2 separate regions of the Homo sapiens genome follow, and region 1 is linked to region 2. Evidence: chromatin loops called from intact Hi-C (ENCODE). Cell type or tissue: IMR-90. All regions are shown on one strand. Each heading gives the region's core, and the rest is flanking DNA. Links, peaks and the distances in the headings are about the cores only.

Region 1 (10,165 bases), core at 5,166-10,165, 99 kb before region 2:
CCAGGCCTTCCAAGCATAGACTATCAAGCGTGCACAATCCTCTTGATATCAGGTGCCACCTCAATGGAGTGTTCTTCAGAAAATTCTGTTTCTTTAGCTGTGTGCAGTCCTGGGAGATGCTGTGCCTCTTCTGCTTGAAGCTTCCCAGCTCCCACTTGAGGTGTCAGTGATTTGTTTTACTGGAGTGAGTATCCTCATTCTCCACCAAGGGTCCAGTCTCAGGATGGAGGCTGCTTGAGATATCCCAGCCCTCAACACAATATTTCTGGCTCATGTTTTTCAAGGAACTAAGCGGGGCAAAGGTGCCAGAGGAGTAGAAGGGAGCAGAAAGTTGTCTTTACCCTCCTGGAGAAGAAGGACATGGAGGAGTGGAAGGAAATAAATAGGGTGGCCATAGAAGAATCTAAACATCCATGATGTGCTGGTGTTGCAGGAATGTACCCAACCTGTCTGTAGAGCTCCTTCAGGCCTGGAAAGTTGTATACGGGGGGCAGAGGTGCAGAAAGTGCACAGTGCAGAAGATCCTTATGGAAAAGATGTCTGCAACAAATGTTTATTTAACAAAGTACAGAGAAAGAATCTGTCTGCAAGGGAGGAGGCAGCAGAAACCAGAAGGTGCCTTCTGTTCCCTCTGAACTATGGTCCCTCCAGCTGTGTGCACTGAAGGCCACTCTCCCTCTGCCTCAGGGACACGATGCCAACTGAGAATGAGACATGTTCTAAAAACACCCATCTTTTCTGGAAGCTAGTGACCTATCCTTGAACCCTCCCTCCAAAAGCACTCTGCCTAAATACGTAGCCCTTTCCCAGACGTGTCTCAGACTCATCTGGCTGAGGGTAGCAGCCTCGTGGTGCAGGGTGAACTGTTTCCCCTGGGAACCGTCTGACAGTGCTAATGAGGAATTGCATTTTGCGTTTATAGAGCACCTTTCATCTGTGGATCTCAAAGCTGCCCCACAAACATTAATTAACTCTCACACCTGTGAGGCAAGTGAGCCTGGTTACCCCCATTTTTAGAGGTGAGGAAACAGAGGTTTGAAAAGAAAAGGACTCCAGGGTGAACCAGCAGGGTTGGGGGCGGCCTGATGTGAGGAACCAGCATTCTTGATTCACAGGGCCCTGACCACAAAGCCACAAAGCTTCCCCGGCGAGGTGATGAATACGGGTCCCGGAAGCAGGGAGTGGTGGAGAGGCGGACACAGGGCTCCCTTCTTCCTTCCCGCAGGCAGCCTGCCACCTCCCAGGCTGGCAGGTCGGCAGTGAGGATGGGATCCCTCAAAACCTGAGGCCTTTAAAACAGCATACCCAGGCAGGGTTCTGCCCCGGCTTGGTCTGTCTGCTTCTCTTCAAAGTAATTGCTGGAACAACGAATGCATCTGAGCTACACATGACTAACCAAGATGTCTGCAGCCGGCCAGAGACGAACGGTTGGCAAATCCTGGAGCTGTTTCACAACCTCCCTTTTTTCCAGGATCCAGAGCTGGTGCTGACTGACTCATGTTATCATGGGATTTCAATGATATAGCAACAGTGTGCTGAGCCGGTGTCTGCTACCTGGGGGTACCTGTAGTAGGAATAGGTGACTGCTCTTCTTACTTGTGCTGTGCCGGAGCTTTGCTCCCTGCTGCAGAGGCCAGAGGAAACACTGCTTCTCAAAGACAGTGGAACTTTCAGGGAAATGTCCCTTTCAGAGCAGAGTCACCCACCCCCAGGGACTCTGAAAGGCCCCTGACATCACACACCTCTGACAGATGTGATGCTGGGAAGCATCTGGGGTCACCCCCTTTGTCTGCAAGGGGAGCCTAGGCCTTTCTTCCCAGGGGTCCCAGACAGTGAGATGCAAACCACCACTGGGGCTCGCCCTAACACATCACCCTGGAAACTGACTCACATCTCTGAGTCCTGAGTCACATCCTGTTGTGTGTTCTGAGGTCTCCAAGAGGGCATTACACCAGCTCCCCATGACTGAGGTGAATCTGGAGGGAACCCTGGGAACGTCCCTACCTTCCTCCAGGATGAAGGAGGGAAAAAATTCCTCCAGGGAAATAACCAGGGCTGCCCCTAGGGTTTATATGTTCACCAAGCTGATTTGCCTTTTTCAAAAATAGATGGTAGAACCCTGTGGTCTATGTGACTTTTATTTTTAAATAGCTCTGAGAGATGACTGAAAGACCTGGCGTTTTAAAGATGTCAGCCACACAATCAAGGAAGGGGCTTTCTAACTATAACCTTCTCCAAGCCCAGGATGAAGGGTGCCACCGCTCAAGGGGTGCTGTTGGAAACCCAGCTTCTGAGGGTGGGTGTTTAAAAGACCCTAGAGTGGACAGTCAGAGGAGGGCCGGGAGGGGTCTCTATCCATCTTCTCCCAGCGCCTGTGGGGAGCACGAGGACAAAGAGGGATGTTTTGAACTTTTCAAAGAACAAGATATTTTGTTCTATTGATTTTGTCTATTATTTTCCTGTACTTAATTTCACTGGTTCCTAGTCTAATTTTTATTATTTCTTCTCTTCTGCTTGCTTGAGGTCTGTATTGCTATTTTCTCCAGTCTCCTGAGGTGGAAGCTTCAGTGACTGATTCTGGATCTTTCTTTTCTAATATATGTATTCAATGCTATAAATTTCCCTCTAAGTACTGTTCTATCTGCATCCAAAAATTGTAATAAGTTGTATTTTCATTTAGTTCAAAACATTTTTTAATTTCTCTTGAGACTTTTTATTTGACTCATGTCTAATGTAGAAGTATGTTGTTTAATCTCCAAATATTTGGAGATTTTCCAGTTATCTATTATTGGCTTTTTAATTTAAATCCATGTGGTCTGAGAAAATACTTTGTATGCTTTCTATACTTTTAAGGATCTTAAAGTGTGTTTTGTGGCCCAGAATATGGCTTATCTTGGTGAATCTTCCATGTGAGCTGAAGAATGTGTATTCTGCTGTTGTTAGAGTATTCCATAAATGTTAATTAGATCAAGTTGACTGGTAGTGCCGTTTAGGTCAACTGTGTCTTAATTTTCTGCCTGCTTGATGTATCAATTACTGAAAGAGGGTTGTTGAAGTCTCCAATTGTAATAGCGTATTTACCTATTTCTCCGTGTAGTTCTATCAGTTTTTGCCTCATGTTTTTTGACACTCAGTTTTTAGGTGGACATATATTAAAGATGCTGTCTTCTTAGAGAATTCACCCACATTATCATCATGTAATTCCCTTCTTTATCCCTGAAAATTGTCCTTCCTCTGAAGTCAGCTTTGTATAAAATTAACATCGCTGCTCTGGCTTTCTTTCAATCAGTGTTAGCATGGTGTACCTTTTTCCATCCCTTTACTTGTAATCTGTATAAATATTTTTATTTAAAATAGGTCCCTTGTAGACAATATGTAGTTGGGTCTTGTCTTTAATCCACACTGCCAATCTCTGTCTTTAAATTGGTGCATTTAGAGTATTCATATTTAACCTAAGTATTAATATAACTGCAGTAGTATCAATCATATTTATAACTTTTATATTTGTTGCACCTGATTCTTCCCCCCACACCTCTTTTTCTACCTTTTATAGGTTTAACTGAACATTTTATATGATTCCATTTTATCTCCTCTGTTAGCATATTAATCATTCTTTTTAAAAATGTTTTTAGTTACTGCCCTAAAGTTTGAAAAGTACATGTATAACTAATCTACATCTAGCATCAAATAACTACCACTTCTTCCTTCCTGTTTATATCATTACTGCCTTTTATTTCATTTATCCACATGCTATAATCACTCAATACTTTGTTACTATTATTGTAAACAGTTATCTTTCAGATCAGTTAAGAAAAATAAAACTTAATTTTACCTTAATATAGTACTTTTCTAATGCTCTTCCTTTTTTATGCAGTTCTTTTTGACATTTCTCATAGGGCAGGTCAGCTGGCAATGAATTATTCCAGTTTTGTTTGTCAGAAAATATCCTTATTTCTTTGAATTTGAAGGATAATTTTGCTGAATGCAGAATAATAGTTTGGTAGCTTTTTTGTTGCAACACTTCATGTATTCTCCTTTCTTTGTGTTTGCATGGTTTCTGAAGAGAAAGATAATGTAATTCTTATCCTTTTTCCTCTATGGATAAGGTGTTGGCTTTTCCCCCTCTCTAGCTTCTTTCAAGATTTTCTCTTCTCTTTGGTTTTTTGCAGTTTAAATATGATATGCCTGGGTGTAGATTTGGTATTTATTATGCTTGGTGTTCTCTGAGCTTTCTGGATCTGTGGTTTGGTATCTGTCATTAATTTTGGAAAATTCATAGCCATTAATACTTCAAGTATTTCTTCCACTGTTTTCTTTTTCTTCTCCATCTGGTATTCCAATTACACATTACATCTTTTGAAACTTTCTCACAGTTCTTGGATGTTCTTTCTTTTTCCTCTTTATCTTTTTGTTTGGTAAGTTTCTGTATCTTCAAGTTCATTGGTTCTTTGCTTTGTCATGTTCTGTCTACTAAGTAAGCCATTCCTCATTTCTGTTAGGGTGCTTTTGGTTTTTAGAATTTGCTTTTGAGTGTTAAGAGTTTCAGGCTGGGCACGGTGGCTCATGCCTGTAATCCCAGCACTTTGGAAGGCCGAAGTGGGTGGATCACCTGGGGTCAGGAGTTCGAGACCAACCTAGCCAACATGGTGAAACCCTGTCTCTACCAAAAATTACAAAAAAAAAGAAAAAATAGCTGGGCGTGGTGGCAGGTGCCTGTAATCCCAGCTACTCGGGAGGCTGAGGAGGAGAATCACTTGAACCCAGGAGGCGGAGGTTGCAGTAAGCCAAGATTGCGCCACTGCACTCCAGTGTGGGCGACAGAGCGAGACACTGTCTCAAAAAAAAAAAAAAAAAAGTTTCCATCTCCCTGCCTACATCATCCATCTCTTCTTGCACCTTGTCTTCTTTTTCCACTAGAGCCATTAACATGTTAATCATTGTTAAATTCCCTGTCTTGTAATTCCAAAATCTGTGTCACATCTGGGTCTGGTTCTGATGCTTGCTTTATCTCTTCAGACTGTGTTTTTTTCTTGCCTTTCTTGTAATTTTTTATTGAAAGTTTAACATGATTTATCAGGCAATAGGAACTTAGTAGGCCTTTAGCGTGAGTTATTATTCTCATGTACCCAAGAGTTGGGCTGTATTTAATGTTTTCAGAAGGTACCAGAGACTTCAAATTCCTCTAGCGTCCTTGTTTTTGTCTCCCATGTCATCTGTGAGCTTCTCTATGAACTCCTCCTTAGTCAGTATGTTGAAGCTCTTTCAGCCATAACCCACTGTTATAATAATATATTGGATCCTGTGAGAATCTGGTGGAGTTCCTGAATGAAAAACCCACAACAGTGCACTTCCTCCTGAAACTGTAGCCCCTAGGAGTGTCTTATTCGCACACTAGTCTGTACTGAGCCTCTAGCAATCTGTCAAAATCACCATTAAGTGTTCTCATCAGTTTATGAATTCAGAAATTCTGCTCCCAGCAAGCAGACCTCACTATGATTCTCTATATTTGCCTGCTTCTCAAAATTTGGGGTTGCAGTTTGCCCTGCAACTTCAGCTTTCCATTGGACTTAAGAAAAGTCATGGATTTTCAGTTTGTTCAGCATTTTTTCTTATAAAAACAAGAGTGATGACTCTCAAGCTCTTTAAATTTTGGAACTGAAACTAGAAGCAACAGGACATTCTGACATGAATTATTTAAAAGGGTCATTGTTGACTCTAGAGACATTTTAATATTGCTGCATCAAAAGATAAAAGCATTCTCCTTTCTTCTTGTGTGATATATGCCGTGTACACCTCTGAGCTCACCACTAACCTCAACTCTACCTTATCCCTAACTTCCCATTTCAAATGGAAGGGAATGGGGATCAAGGAGTAGAAGGCCTGTTTTACCCATTATTGATGATTAAAAAGCTGAAAATAACCCATCACAAAATGGCCTCAGTAAAGTGGCTGCATCAGACATCATTTAGCCTGGAAAACCAGTATGCATAAAGGCTCAAATTTAAATTTTTGAATCCAGTGTTTTTTATTTATTATTATTTTTTTTTTTCTGAGACGGAGTCTGGCTCTGTCACCTAGGCTGGAGTGCAGTGGCACGATCTTGGCTCACTGCAAGCTCCACCTCCTGGGTTCATGCCATTCTCCTGCCTCAGCCTCCCGAGTAGCTGGGACTACAGGCGCCCGCCACCATGCCCGGCTAATTTTTTGTATTTTTAGTAGAGACAGGGTTTCACCGTGTTAGCGAGGATGGTCTCGATCTCCTAACCTCATGATCCACCCGCCTCGGCCTCCCAAAGTGCTGGGATTACAGGTATGAGCCACTGCGCCCGGCCCTGAATCCAGTATTTTTTAATAGAAACATGAGTTGGTTGAGATACTGAGTTCCTGCCTTCTCCATCCTAATCCCAAATTTCCAATCTTTGGAAATTTGCCCCTTTACCATTTAATCTCCTGAGCCCAGCTCCTCTCCAGCCTGAAGAGTGTGTCTGTCAAGACTGTAGCTGTGAACAAAACACTATTACTTGAGCCTTATCCTGGAGCAAATGTGTGTGGTCTCACCAATGAACATCAGATAAGTCCCTTGGCATGGATTTCTTTTCCTTTTTAGTAATACAATCATAAAGGTTATTCAGACTTATTGAGCATTTACTATGGCCAGAAATTGTGATACTTGCTTTCCATATAGTTTATCTCACTTACTCCTATTACCCTTTGAAGTCAGAATTCTAACTATGAATCAGAGAAAATAAGTGACCTGCCTAAGGTCATCCAGTTGGTTTATGGTGAAGGCAGGATGCAAACTGAAATTTGTCTGTGATTTGAGTTCGGTGCTTTCCCTAGTCTCCTCCTCTCAGAGGCAGAACATAAGCATGTAATAGATACCACTAGGGTTCTTGTTTCTACCTTGGGAACAGCTGTTTGCAAGTCCAAATTAGGCAGCTAATCTAGCAGTTAGCCCAGATACAGCCCTTGGGCACCCTAGTAGCTGTAACTTCCAGAAGGCAGGAACCTTCCATTCACTAGTGAGTCCCCAAAACAGTGGCCCAAGTGAAGCAAAAATGTTTGTTGGAAATATGAGTGAATGAAAAAGTAATTTCATGAACACATGAATGAATAAATGAATGAAGCAACACCCAGTATGATGATTAATGCCACAGGAAGATGCCTTTCCAAGCATCACAAGATCCTGGGATCTTCACTGACTGTAAGTGCCTGTGGGGCAGGGACCATGTTGGTCTTATTCATCACTCTCCTGCCAGGTAAATTAGCACATTCCTGGCACACTGTAAATGTTCAATAAGCTTTTGTTCTTTTAGATGGATTGACTTATCAGAGGCAACTCTTTCAAGAACAAGTAGCCCTGTGCTCTGGAGAATGATTTACAGTGGTTCTCTTCCTCAGCCTGGGGCCTTTTCTGGATAACTCCCATCGTACTCTCCTCTACTTCCTCTTCCTAGAATACACAAATTTATTATTACAGGCACCACTCTTCACCCCACATCTGATTCTTCCCTGACTCTGCTTAATGTACAAGTAAAGCAAAGAAATACTGTGTAGGACCTATTGGAATTAGAATCCTGCTCTGTCACCATTGGAAAGGATTTAGGGATCACCTCCTTCGGAGGTGAGAATAAGAAAGTGTCAGTGAGTAATCCAATGTCACCCAGTTGCTCACCAGACAGAAAGACCAAGAGTTCACCTCTCCTGCCTATTAGTCCAGTGCTCGGGTGGCCCATGAGTTCATGTTGGCCCTGTCAGACCAAAGACAGTAATGAATATTAAACCCAGAATGCACCATATTATCAGGCCTTTTTTGTTTTTGTTTTCTATTAGTAACACAGGTAGAAGAGGAAACAACTAAAACCCCAACATTAGAGGCTCACCATCCCCACCTTCTGGCCCACCACTGGCAATGAACCCAAGCACAGGTCACTGTGGTCTCATGAAAGAAAACTGATGTGGGGGTTGGGTGGGCTTCAGGGTGTTGACTGCCATCTTCCCCTCCAGCACCTGAAAAGCTAAGTTATGGTGTGAAGTCAGAAAATGTGGAATCTGCAAGCCTGTCTTTAAAAAACAAAAAAACTCATAGAACTTGGACTTTAATCATAAAGATCATTTTACCAAAGCATATTTTTTAAAGGCTGTGAAATATTATGCAACGTTTGCATGGTTTAATTATGAGTTTAGAAAAGCCTAGCACGACTTTTTCACTACAGTAAAACATGACGGAGCATGAATCATGGCATAGTACTTTATGCTTAGTGTGGCTTTAGACATGGGGTTAGAGGTGTGAGGCTGTCTACACAACAAGGCGTGAATTACTGTACTGCAGTTCACACCCCGGGGGGCTTTATGACAGTTCTGAAACCTCTTTTGTTTGCTTTTAAAATGATTAAAGTATTGGAGTACTATATATTCACTTAGTAAATGTGTGTATCTAGTATATACGCATGTCTTATACAAAATATCTAAGTATATGATTTTTTTTTCACTTGGAGCAAAATACTTGCAGTAGCATGGGGATATTGAACCGTCTGCTATTTCTGTTTGCCTTTAGTCATTGGAAACACTGTTAGCTGTAAGATTACACAGGAGCTTCAGCCAAGGTTGAACATTTATTTTCTGCTGAGTTTAAAATGGACCAGCTCCTTTTGTTCCTTGCCAGCTCTTTAAATCCTCTAAAATTTGGAATAAAATGAAGACCTTTCTTTAATATTAGATTTCAAAGATTCCAAGTTAAACTATTTGCCTGGGAACTACCAGGTTTTTTAAACTTAAAAAATCAGTTATTTTCACTCACACACAAAAAAGAAAGAAATGAATCAGTATGAGGGAGGGAGGGAGGCTGTCAGGAGAATACTGGGGAGGAAGACTTGGGTCTCCAAATGTCTGATTCTGTTATCCACTGTGGCAGCTTCAAAGAGATAAACAGAAAGGCAAACTTGAACTGCTGGAAATGAAAAGCCCCTGGAGGAAGCAGATCTGAATATTTTATAATGAGCAGAAATAGCTCATTTCTTTATGTCCTGACCTATACAAAACTTATACCCAGTATTTTCCTAAAGAAGTCTGCTCTTCCTACACTGCTACCTGCAGGATCATGAAGCTCTGGCTATGAAGACCCTTGGGAGTTACGGTAGTTCACTGTTATCTTTGTCCACAAAGTTGGGACATAAAGAGAAAATTAATGTTTAACTCCAAAGAAATGTAAAACTGTCTTCTAGTGGGACAGTGTCCAATTTAAGTTTCCTTACACATTTGCCTAAGAATAGCGTTGGTTTTCCTCCCCTTTTCATCTGCAAACAGTATGATGCTTTTGAAAATTAAGACTCCTTTGAACGCTGGAGTCAAATTGACAAAATCCACTTTGTCTAAATCTTTTGAAGTCAGACTTTTGTCTCTTCTCTATCCCAGGCCTCTTATAATGGCAATCTATAAAATACCTGCTAAAAACTCTGACTTTTAAAAGTTGCAAACTCGAAGTCCTGAAAAGGAACAGAAGGCTTGGGTTGATAGGGCCAGTTCTACTGCTGGGTTTGTGAACTAGTCATTAGACCTCATTGCCGGTTTCCCAGCCAGACCTTCTTTCCTGTCATCCTTGGGAGAGAATTCGCCTTACTATAAAACATTTACCAGCCCATGGAATACTTTTTGCCAAAGGTAAAGGTATAAAAAAAAAGCCCAAAACTCTACGTTCTTACCGAACACAGACAGGTGATCCCCTGAGTTTATAAAATGTTTCTGATGATGATAATTGTAATTATTGGCAAAGCTGAAATCATGTCAGCAGTCATATGATACTTGAAGTTCTCAAGTGCTGCAGTTCAACAGTCTGGACATTAATACTTCTACCTTGAAAGTGTAATCCATTCCTCTCATCATTGTTAGCATGATTAAATAAAACCTTTGGAAGGAATAGTTATCAGGTGAAAATCTCCAAGAATCAGTCTCTTTTGGGGGAAAATAATCCAACAGAGGCAGATACTTGGACTTGAGTAGGCTTATTAAACCCTGGTACATAGGCCACATACATGTATGTGACATATTTGAACAAGGGCCACTCATTTCTTATTAAAAGACATTTTTTAAATCCCACCCCACTTTACATATAATTGACCTTTCTGATTCTCTTCAGATACAAGGCAGATCCAACCATCCCCACCGT
Region 2 (10,990 bases), core at 2,982-7,981:
GTGGGCTGCAGAAAACCACACACACACACACTGCCCAGAGCTTTAGAACTGACTACTAGTGGGGGAAAGTGACAATCAAGTTATGAACACTGGTTTTCTGAGGCCTACCTCGGGGGAGCTAATTTCTCCTCTAAGAACTCCTCGATCTTATTCACATCCGTCTTGACTTCACCATCAAAAGTCATGAAAGGAGGGTTTGTTCCGGGAGCCAGGTTCTGCAGGTCTGCGGGTTTCCTAGGTGGGAGGAAACAGCAGTGTTTATGGGCCACCGTGAGAATCTGGACTCATTTCCAGGGCTTAGCCGCGTCCTCACCAGTTTAAGAGAAGCAACTCTTGAGAACTGCAAAGTAGATGGTGGGTTTATGAAAATGTCTTGCTGGCGATGAAAGTAAAGGCATTCATTAACAAATGATGGGCTTGTTGAGGTGCCCCTTTGTGAATACGGAGCACAAAGGGGCATATCAACAAACAGAGGTGAAAAAGTTAACTCTCCCCAGTGTTATCAGCCAGGGATGGTGCTCAGACAGGCTTGGGAGAGTCACAGCTGACCAGCAACTGGAGAAGCAGGTTCTTCACGGCACCCCCAACTCCTCCTCCTTCCTGACTCCAGCCCAGCCGACCCTGTCATGACTGCTTGGCCCACATGTGGGCTTCAGTTCAGACTCCGACTGAGGATGGACGTGCCCATGCAGCACCGTTGGCCTCAGGTGTGTGTGTGTGTGTGTGTGTGTGTGTGTGTGCAGAGAACTAGGTACAGTTATTTCAGTAAGGCAGACGCCTTGTCTTACCTTTTCAGGTCCACTGTGGTCACATTAAATATAACGCCTTTCAGCCAGAGAATCATAAAGAGACGCTGAGAAAACGGGCAATTTCCGATACTCTCACCATCATAACCAGCCTACAAGTGGAGAAGGAGATTTCTATCTGAGCCAGTCTCACAATTATAAGTGCCAACACCACAACATGCACATGCAAAATCATTGCAGGTTGATAAGAACGGTCAGGATGCTGCGAATATCCTCCTGAGGCCATTTTACCAGCCTCAATGTGGAGTTGGCGGTGGATGTAGGGGTTAGGGGAGAGAACACCACACACGCACGCACATGCACATGTATGCACTGCACTGAGCATTTTCTTTCTTCCTTCCCCACCACCTCACCACTGCCTGCCACACTGGGCCTCTGAGCAGCAGCTCACTGATGGAAGGAGCAGCAATGGGAACTCCCTTTATCACCAATGTGAAAAAGAAAGACACGCCCTTTCCTTCCCTCTATCTCTCGATCCTCTCCAAGGATCAACTATTCTTAGCAGCTTTGGTATAATAGCTAAAACCTGGAAACAACCCAGATACTATCAAGAGTAGAATACTTGTGTCAGTGTAGTATTTCCATGCCTTGAGATACTACACCACAATGGAAAAGAATTAGCTATTATACAAGCAACAGTGTGGGTGCATCTCACACACACAATGTTGAGAGAAAGACACCAGACTCAAAGCTTCCTGCATGATTCAGGGTAGGTAGAGGGCAAACTTGTCTATGATGGTGGAAGTCAACAGCAGATGTCCCTGGAAGATACTATTGTCTCAGAAGGACAAAAGGAAGGCTTCTGGGTGGTGGCAATGTTGTTCTATGTCTTGATCTGCACGGTGGCTACACGGGTGTATGTGAGTGATAAAAGTCTTAAGGTTTGGGTACTTTACTGAATATAAGTGATATGGTTTGTATATTTGTCCCAGCCCCAATCTCATGTTGAATTGTAATCCCCAGTATTGGAGGCAGGGCCTGACGGGAAGTGATTGGGTCGGGGGGTGGATTTCTCATGAATGGTTTAGAACCATCCCCTTGCTGCTGCCCTTTCGATAGTCAGTGAGTTCTTGCAAGATTGACAAGATTGAGCTGTTGAAAAGTACGTGGCACTTCCCTCTCTCTTGCTCCTGCTCTGGCCATGTGACGTGCCTGCTCCCCCTTTGCCCTCCTCCACGACTGTGAGCTTTGTGAGGCTGCCCCAGAAGCTGAGCAGATGCCAGCACCATGCTTCCTACAAAGCCTGCAGCATTTGAGCCAATTCAGCCTCTTTTCTTTATAAATTACCCACTCTCAGGTATTTCTTTATAGCAATGCGAGAACAGCCTAATGCAGTAAGTTTTACCTAAATACAAAAGAAAAGAATGTTAAAATAGTAATTTAAAAAATATACAGAGTTTGATTCAGTGGGTCCTGCTGCATGGGGCCTAGGAATGTGAATTTTTAACATGTTCCTCCAAAGTGATACAATGCCAGTGGTCAGAAACCATGCTGTGAGAAGTTCAGCCTTAGTCCAATCTCGGGCAAGAGATAAGGCTGATGCTACCAGCATTATTGTCAATGTGTAAGACAAAACAATGTGAACCCCCAATTGGATGATCCATTGATAAGAAGACTTGCAGGATGATATCACTTTCCAGGTGATAAATACAGCTCCATAAACACAGAGTTAATAGGTGACCTTACTGCATATGAAGGGGCACCAATAGACCCAGATTACTGAATTCAGAGTCCCTAAGCTCTGGGCCTGTGCGTCACATCCTCTCCCACTCTCCCCTCCCCACGCCAGCATTAATTTCCTCTCTGCCTATTAGAGGGGAGGGTCTGAGAATCTCTCCAGGTATCTTGAAGTTGCTGGGAGCCTGAAGGGTGGAAGGTGGACAGTTATGACACATACATCCAAGTGGTCACAACAAGTCCCGGCAGATGGGCCCTGAAAAGCATCCCCTCGTCCACCTGAGGCTGTTCCCCACCTTGGGGTCCCACCACCCTATGGCCATTTCGAAGGCCACCCCCATCTCCTCCTCACTCCCTGTTCTGGAGCAAGTGGAAGTGCAGAGCTGAGTCAGAGAAAACTCCCAGTGGCTGATGACCTGGGAACCCTCTTAAACCGTGGAACTTTCTTAACTACTGCAGGTTTGAGCAGTCAAGCCAAGCAAAGGCGGAGCGGGGAGAAGAAAGTGCAAGGACGCATGTTTTGGCCAGTCCCGACTTGCTCTGCAGCTTGTAAACCTCTCATTTTTATAGTAGTTACATGAAGCACAGCAAAGTCTAAAATAAGTTCTGCGAAGTGGGGCAACTGTGTTCGTTTTTTCTCCCGTCTCTCTAACTTTTGGAACCCTCTTATAACTCACTGTGTATGTGGCAAATCTCTCCTGAGTGTGTGTGTCCCGTTCCAGTGAGGGGCATCTTGTTCAAGCACCCCTAGACAAAGCTCTGCCTCTGGAATGGACCCTTCTTGCAGTGGCCTCTTTCCACCGTGGCATCTGCAGAATAATTATATTGCACGGGGCTCTCCGCCTGCTCGGTCTCTGGTCTCAAACTCAAGTTAGTGATTTCCCTTGAAATTGTTTTTCTTGCTATTTCCTGAACTCTGGCAGCTACTTCTTTAGGGGGAATAAAGCCGGTAGGAGCAATAAATTTTTCAAAAAATAAAAACTGCCTTAGTCAGCCAACTCAGTAAAAACTTAAACTTCTTAACAGGCTCCTTCTCGGATCTGCCACTGGAATGGAACATCTGGCCAGAAACAGGATGGGACAATATCTGTTCGGCCACAGCTTAAGACACGGAAGAAAGTTGCAATTATACATTTCCCCCTTTGTGGCCTTAAAACCAAACTGTGTCCCGACCCAGCATGGCTAGTGAACCAAAGGCTGTTAGGCATTTAGAATTAGCCAGCAGCAGTGACTGCCAATAAAACAGAATTTACATATCCAGTATTGCCTCATCGCAAATTGCTCTAAAAAATTCCTTTCTGTCTCAGTCTGTTGTAAATGAGGGGGTTACGGGAACATGGTGGGAGTGACTGGGATGACTTGCTGCCTAATTTTATTACTTTAATGTGCTTCAGGGCCTGGATGTGCCAGCAAAAATAAAGGCGAAGATACGCCATCTCCATTGCCCATTATTGAGCAATAATGGGAGAGGATGGCCTTGGTCATATTCATTAGCCCGACAAGATGATGGGATAAAGACATATATTCCGAGGGAATAACTGACACTGTCGCCATAATTGGGACATTTTATCATACACAGCCTTCATTTTCCCCCAGTGCTGATAACTCTCTCAGGCTAAGTGCACTCTGGGCTAAAATTTCTCAGCAGGATTCTCAGCTTAGGAAGGAAATTTTTGTACATATACATTTCTGATCAAATCAAAGTAAGCAGTTTGAGAATGTAGAGTGTCTTGTTTCCAGCGAAGACTTAGGTGCTTGGATAACCCAGAATTGCATGTTTGCCTTTCGAATTCAACTTTGTTGAGTTCCTCCAAAGGTAATTCTCGAAAGAAAGAAACGGTGCCTCCAAAGCCTCTGACACCACATTCCGAAAAGCTCTCGGGATACCAGCCTCGTCATCTGAGAACCTGGGGATTCTGCTGGGTCCTGGCCTTGTGAACCTCCCTGTCTCAGGGCTCCCCACCAAGGTCCGAGTCGTATGGGTCCAAATGGCACCACGAGGTCACCAGTTCCTCCTCACCACACGCCCTCTCTAAATTACAGACTCTCCTGCCGGCTCTTTTCATGCTTACTCTACCCAAATTTAGAAAAAAGGCCTTTTTCTTAATTCCTTCTTTTTGTTCAGGCAAATGGCCTCTCCAGTGGTCTGGAGTTACATGTACAGGGCACCACCCACACAGCCACCTCCCACTAGACAGCTCTCTGCCCCACCACTGCCTTCAAAGGACCAAACACCTGGCATCCCGACGCAGACCTGACGGGGCGATGACTCCCCAAGACATTCCTGGCTGCTCCTCAACACCCCACACTCTCCTTCTCACCAGAGCAAGCCACCCCCTACCACCTTCTTGATTCTACCATCTTTCTAGAAAATTCTGTGTGGGCTTACATGGTGAACACGTTCCATCAAGTAAGCACTTTTCTCTACTCTGCCCAAATATAATGAAAAACAATTTGGAGGTGGTGGAGAGAAGATAAAGAGGCCACAAAGCGGTAATATTTTAATTGGGTATTTTCTGATAACTGGCTTTCAACCGAGGAGGCAGGAAATGCATCCGTGTGCAGGGAAGGATGCCAGTCCCTGCAGAAAACCAGGAGAAAGACATGGCGTCTGGTGGAGGGATCTGGGAGCAAGCAGCTGATTTGCCATCGCAGGATGTGGAGAGTGAGTGAGTGATAATGGGCCGCTCCATTCCAGCGTGCCAGGGGGACTTCAGGCTGAATAAAAACAGTAGGTGACCAGAGGAGGCCAGAGTCAGAGACAGAGTGAGGTGTGGGAGGCCAGAGAGTTGTCCTCAGAGGGGAACAAAGGGGCCAGAAGACCCAGCCAGGGCTCTCTCTGTTGGCAGCTGAACCAAACTGATGAAAAGCCAGAGAGAAAGAGTTAAGGCAGATCAGACGGGAGGTGACTCCCTCCTCCCAGTCCCACCCACACACTTCCCTGAATCCCTTCCCGGCCTTTTGCTGGATGCCCAGTGGCCTCACACACTTTGGACACTGGCAGTCAAGCATGCATTTCGTGGCCAAGCAGGAAGATCTTGGCCTTCAAGCCACACAGCCAGCCCTCCCCACCTCCGCTGCGCCTGCCCTGCCCATGGAGGCTGGGTGTCAGTCCCTGAAGCACAGGAAATTTCACTGCATGTACAACTGACGCTAGGGGGTTGACGTACGGGGTTGATGAACACCCCTCGTGGAATGTGTGAGTTGTAAACTCAACCCAGGAGAGCCTGAGGGATATTACTGTCAGCATCTGGCATATGGAATGGCGGGTGCTTGTGAAAGAGACACGCGGGAGCCCTGGCTGCTCGCCACGCCCCCAGCCTGCGCCCCCACGCCTCTGCATGGAGGCCTGATATTTGGATCAAGACAGGACCCAGAGATTGTCCCATCCCCTGCAGACGGTCCTGGGACACGGGCAGGTTTCAGCCCTATTGGGTCTTCCATTGCTTCCACGAGGAAAAGGTGGGGGAGCTGGGGTCTCTCTGCCCCTTTCTATGAGGGTTTCCGGAGTCAACAGCCCCCCATCTTCGGTCATCAGGGTGTTCCTAGAGCACAGGAAACGCTCACAAAATGACGGGGGCCTGAATCCAGTGGCTCCCATGCGCCTGGGGCCGGGTCCCCCGTAGAAAGTGCCTCACAGCTCCTCCCTGCTCATTCTTTCCTGGGCCAAAGTCCATGAGCTTTTTCCCTTCCAGAAGTTCACAAATTCTCACTACTAAGAGATCACCCACCGAGAGTCACATCTACGGGAGGAGGAGAAGAGGAGGTGGGAGAGAAAGTGAGAGGGCCTGAGTCACCCGCAGCAAGTCCGCCAGGCTGCCTTCTGTGCCCAGCCCCCAGTCTGATGGTTATAACTTAAAATGCAATATTTAAATTGATGAGACTTCTTGATTTTGAATAGTTCTGTAAATTAAAAAAAAATTATGAGTTTATCCATTTGCCTGAGGAGTTGAAATTTCCCTTTTCAGGCAACATCAGGTTTCTCCAAGGCAACATGGTGGACGGGAATGGGTGCTGGCGTTGGAGCCAGGGAGAGCTGTTGGAACCTTGGCCCCCTACTTACTAATTGTGTGGCCTCGGGCGATTCAGTTGTTCTCCCTGAGCCTCAGTTTCTCCCTTTTTTAAAAAAATAGGGATACATGCACCTACATCATGCAAGATCTGTGTGTGATACACTGGAATCCCTGGGCACCCAATAAAGGTAGCTATTATTGTCATTATCATCATCAACATCATCATCATTACTCTTCCAAACCTGAACACACCAGAGCAGACAATTACGGAGTGCAGGGTGCCTTTTAACGAGCCTCAATTAGTGAGATTTTTATGCCAAATTGTGCAGTCCTTAAAGAACCACTGATTTTTTTTTTTTTTTTTTTTTTTTTTGAGACGGAGCCTCGCTCTGTCGCCCAGGCCGGACTGCGGACTGCAGTGGCGCAATCTCGGCTCACTGCAAGCTCCGCTTCCCGGGTTCACGCCATTCTCCTGCCTCAGCCTCCCGAGTAGCTGGGACTACAGGCGCCCGCCACCGCGCCCGGCTAATTTTTTGTATTTTTAGTAGAGACGGGGTTTCACCTTGTTAGCCAGGATGGTCTCGATCTCCTGACCTCATGATCCACCCGCCTCGGCCTCACTGATTTTTTTTCTCCTAAAAAGTAACACATCCTATACCTACTCCAAGTGAAAATTAAAAACTTAAGTCCCTTTCTAAATTGCAAAGCAAACAGATCTTCAGCCAGGAGACAAAAAGGCAAAAATCCCTGGCCAGGCATTCGTATCTAGGAGCCAGACAAACCTCTTGTGAAAGGTCCAGAGAAGGGCTCACCTGGACGGCTGAGCACACCTTGACCCGTGGCGGAGGTGGCAAGCGTCCAGAGAACTGCTTCCTTTTCCAGAAATGACACCACAGTCCTCTGTAGCGGTGAAAAGGCTAAGGTCCCTTCTGACTGTTGGGGTCGGTGTTAAGAAAGCCTGAGCAGTGGGCGGCTGACTTTTCCTACCACCCCCTCGAAGAGAGGGAATTCCAAGGAATGGGAGGAGAACACAGCCACTCCCCATGACAGCTTGAAGTTCAACACCATGGGAATGCGGAAGCACGTGAAGAAGGGTTATAATGATACAGGAGTTAAAAAGAAATTATTTAGGCAGGTAGTGAGGTAAGGAAGTCCTCACTAAGGTTTCCCTTTTTATAAAAAGCAGCCTCCAAATCATTTCTCTTATTCTTTTCTTTTCTTTTTTTTTTTTTTTTGAGACGGAGTCTCGCTCTGTCGCCCAGGCTGGAGTGCGGTGGCGCGATCTCGGCTCACTGCAAGCTCCGCCTCCCGGGTTCACGCCATTCTCCTGCCTCAGCCTCCGGAGTAGCTGGGACCACAGGAGCCCGGCACCACGCACGGCTAATTTTTTGTATTTTTAGTAGAGACGGGGTTTCACCGTGTTAGCCAGGATGGTCTCTATCTCCTGACCTCGTGATCCGCCCTCCTCGGCCAAATCATTTCTTTTCTAACAAAAAGCAGCCTATAAAATCAAGCTGCAAACACGGATAAGCAAGCTGGAAGCTGACACCGGTGAATGCCGGCAGATGTGACAATAGGAAAAGGCCACCTGGGGGCCAGGTATGTTCAACATGGCGGCTCCATCTTCCCTTTGCTTTATCAACCACGTGTACAGTGAAGGAACAGGCAACGTGGCTCCAGCCGGCTTAAAAAAAGATTAGGGTGGGGTGGTAGCCAGCTTCTTCCTGCCCTATGTAAACATCATGCCCAGTCCTACCAATCTTTGGGCTCTATTTAAATCAAACACCACCTCCTCAAGCCAGTCTATAAAACCCCATGCACTTCACCACAGGAACAGAAGACCCACTGGGGTGCCCCTGTCTCTCTGCAGGAAGGAGAGCTATTCTTTTTTCTCTTTCTTTTGCCTATTAAACCTCCGTTCTTAACCTCACTTCACGTGTATCTGTGTCCTTGATTTCCTTGGCATGAGGCAACGAACCTCTAGTATTACGAACGATGCTGCTTCAATAACAAGATGCAGGAGGAACAAACTAGCCCATTCCTTTGCAGAACAGGAATTAAGGAGAATATCCTCCAAAAAGCAACAATTTCTAAGGTGACTTTAAAAACAGATAATAGGTCAGGTGTGGTGGCTCACACCTGTAATCTCAGCACTTTGGGAAGGCCGAGGTGGGCAGATTGCTTGAGCTCAAGAGTTCAAGACCACCCTGGGCAACATGGTGAAAGCCTGTCTCTACCAAAAATTAAAAAAAAAAAAAAAAAAAAAGCCAGGTATGGTGACATGCGCCTGTAGTCCCAGATCCTTGTGAGGCTGAGGTGGGAGAATTGCTTGAGCCCAGGAGGTCGAAGCTACAGTGAGCTGAGATTTCCCCACTGCACTCCAGCCTGGGTGTCAGAGGGAGATCCTGTCTCAAAAACAAAACAAAACAAAACAAAACATGACAGCTACCATTCACTGACTACCTACTCTGACTTCAGGTAAGGTTCTAAATCATTTGTGGATGTTGTTGAATTTAATCCTCTTAAAATCGTGTAAGACATGTCCTATTATTCATCCCATTTTATAAACAAGGAAACTGAACTTCAGAGATGCTAAATAACCTGGCCAAAGATGCAAATAGACTTCAAAGAATAAAGTGCGCTCTCTCTCTCGCTCTCCTCTCTCCACTCAATGGCCCCACTGTTTTTCCTGGTGCTCAAGATGGAAACTGGACTCTTCCCTACCCTTTACCTGATCATCAGTCTCTTGCCCAGCACAGCGTTTCTGCTTTTGAAGCCACTCTTGCCGGGTCTCAGAGCCTCGGGCCTGGGGGGTCTCTCTGGCTGGAATTCCTAACCCGTATCCTGGACAAGGTTAACCCTGATAAGATGCCATTTTCCTTAGGTCATTCTGCTGGAATGTTATTAAAATGCAAATTGGAATCACAGTGCTCCCAGGCAGTGTGACCACTGGCAAGTCACCTGACCTTCTAGTGTCTTGTCTTTCTTCATGTACAATGAAAGCATAATAGTACCTACCTCTTAGTGCTGGATAAGAATTAAATGAGATGGTACACATACGACGCCTAGAACAATGCCTGACACAACACTTAGGACCTTGGATAATCTGCTCTCCTTCCTTCCATCCTCCCTTCCGTCTGTCTTTCTCTTTCATTCCTTGCTTCCTTCCTTCCTTCCTCTTTCCTTCCTTCCTCCCTTCTGTCTTTCTCTTTCCTTTCTTCCTTCCATCCCTTTCCTTCCCTTCCCTATCTCCCTCCCTCCCTTCCTTCCTCCTTCATTCCTTTTGTCTCTTTCCTTCCTTCCTTCTGTCCTTCCTTCCTTCCTTTAGCACCCAATTGGTTACTAATTGTTTCCTGTAGGTGACATTCCTTCAGAGCAGGACAGTGTCAGCCTCCCTACAGAACAAGTGCTAATGCCTCCTTGTGGCGTGGCCCATGTGAATTTTCTTCCCACTCCCCATGGAAGCACAGGGCCAGGACCACGGAAGGTACCCCATGAAAACTCACATCATGGAGCACATGACCACTGTCCTCACAGGTCTATGAGACTCCTCATTACAGGCAGCTCCTACAGAGACAATGAAACCCTGTCCTCACAGGCCTATGAGATTCCTCATCACAGTGAGCTCCTATAGAGACAGCGAAACCCTGTCCTCACAGGCCTATGAGATTCCTTATCACAGTGAGCTCCTATAGAGACAGCGAAACCCTGTCCTCACAGGCCTATGAGATTCCTCATCACAGTGAGCTCCTATAAAGACAGCAAAACCCTGTCCTCACAGGCCTATGAGATTCCTCATCACAGGCAGCCAGAGACAGCAAAACCACTCCTCCTGAAGGAGAGCCTTGGCAGGCCCCGCAGTTCTCCTGGCCTCAACTATCCCCAAATGTCTCCCCAGCTTGCCTGTCAGGGGCTCCTTTCTCCACCCACCCAAAATGACAATCACTGCGTGACCAACTCACCCTGGTTTGCCCAGGACTGTCCTGATTTTAAAACTGAAAATCCCACCATCTCCCCCTAAGTCCTGGGCAAGCTGGGATTATTGGTCACCCTATTGTCTGCCCAGATAAAAGCCTTATTTTTAGATGGGGAAATACCATTGTTGATGTTTTCCTCACCAAGAAGCAGGCCTTTGCTCCTCGCTAATGAAAACACCAGCATAGATGCATCCATCAGACTTGATGGTTAACACTTTGAATGCTGAGGAGGTGGGACCAAAGATAGGGAAATAACAGCTGCTGAGAAGAGAAGGGAAGGGGAGGGGAGGGGAAGGGACCAGATAAACAGGGCTGAGGTCTGTCAGTGTTCAGGGAAGAGATGAGAATTTAAGACAAGCCTAACAAACTCCCCAAGTCTGTGGAGAACCAGCTAATACAGGGACGGCCTTTCCCCTCCTGGCTTTGGCCACCTTTGGAAAAGTCTGCTGCTCAGCTCAACTAGAGATGCAGTTAAAAAAATCACTGGCGTAGCACAGGTGGCAAACCTACCCCAGAA

What was found. A loop is a pair of places that touch in the nucleus more often than their neighbours do. Peaks named below come from ENCODE experiments on the same cell type or tissue, not always from the same donor. Only the 100,000 strongest peaks of a DNase experiment are listed, where the experiment ranks them.
Region 1: a loop joins it to region 2, with 3 times the contacts of the local background. A loop is called at or near these places in 6 of 110 quality-filtered maps.

What each region holds. Positions count from the first base shown.
Region 1 is chr21:34,799,433-34,809,597 of GRCh38, reverse strand. It overlaps RUNX1 (RUNX family transcription factor 1), which reads left to right. Exons shown (of 9, transcript NM_001754.5): 8 at 10,136-10,165. Among named protein-coding and RNA genes, the nearest start is that of RUNX1-AS1, 32 kb to the left of the region's middle. RefSeq lists a cis regulatory region at 909 and enhancers at 861-929, 743-1,242, 757-1,267, 1,546-1,615, 1,129-2,328. In IMR-90, for the core only: a CTCF peak has its summit at 7,909 (motif pointing left); no DNase peak of the experiment used is centred there.
Region 2 is chr21:34,697,188-34,708,177 of GRCh38, reverse strand. It overlaps CLIC6 (chloride intracellular channel 6), which reads right to left. Exons shown (of 6, transcript NM_053277.3): 2 at 789-898; 3 at 109-234. Among named protein-coding and RNA genes, the nearest start is that of CLIC6, 34 kb to the right of the region's middle. In IMR-90, for the core only: no CTCF peak of the experiment used is centred there; a DNase peak (open chromatin) is centred at 5,647; H3K27ac peaks cover 1,297 bases.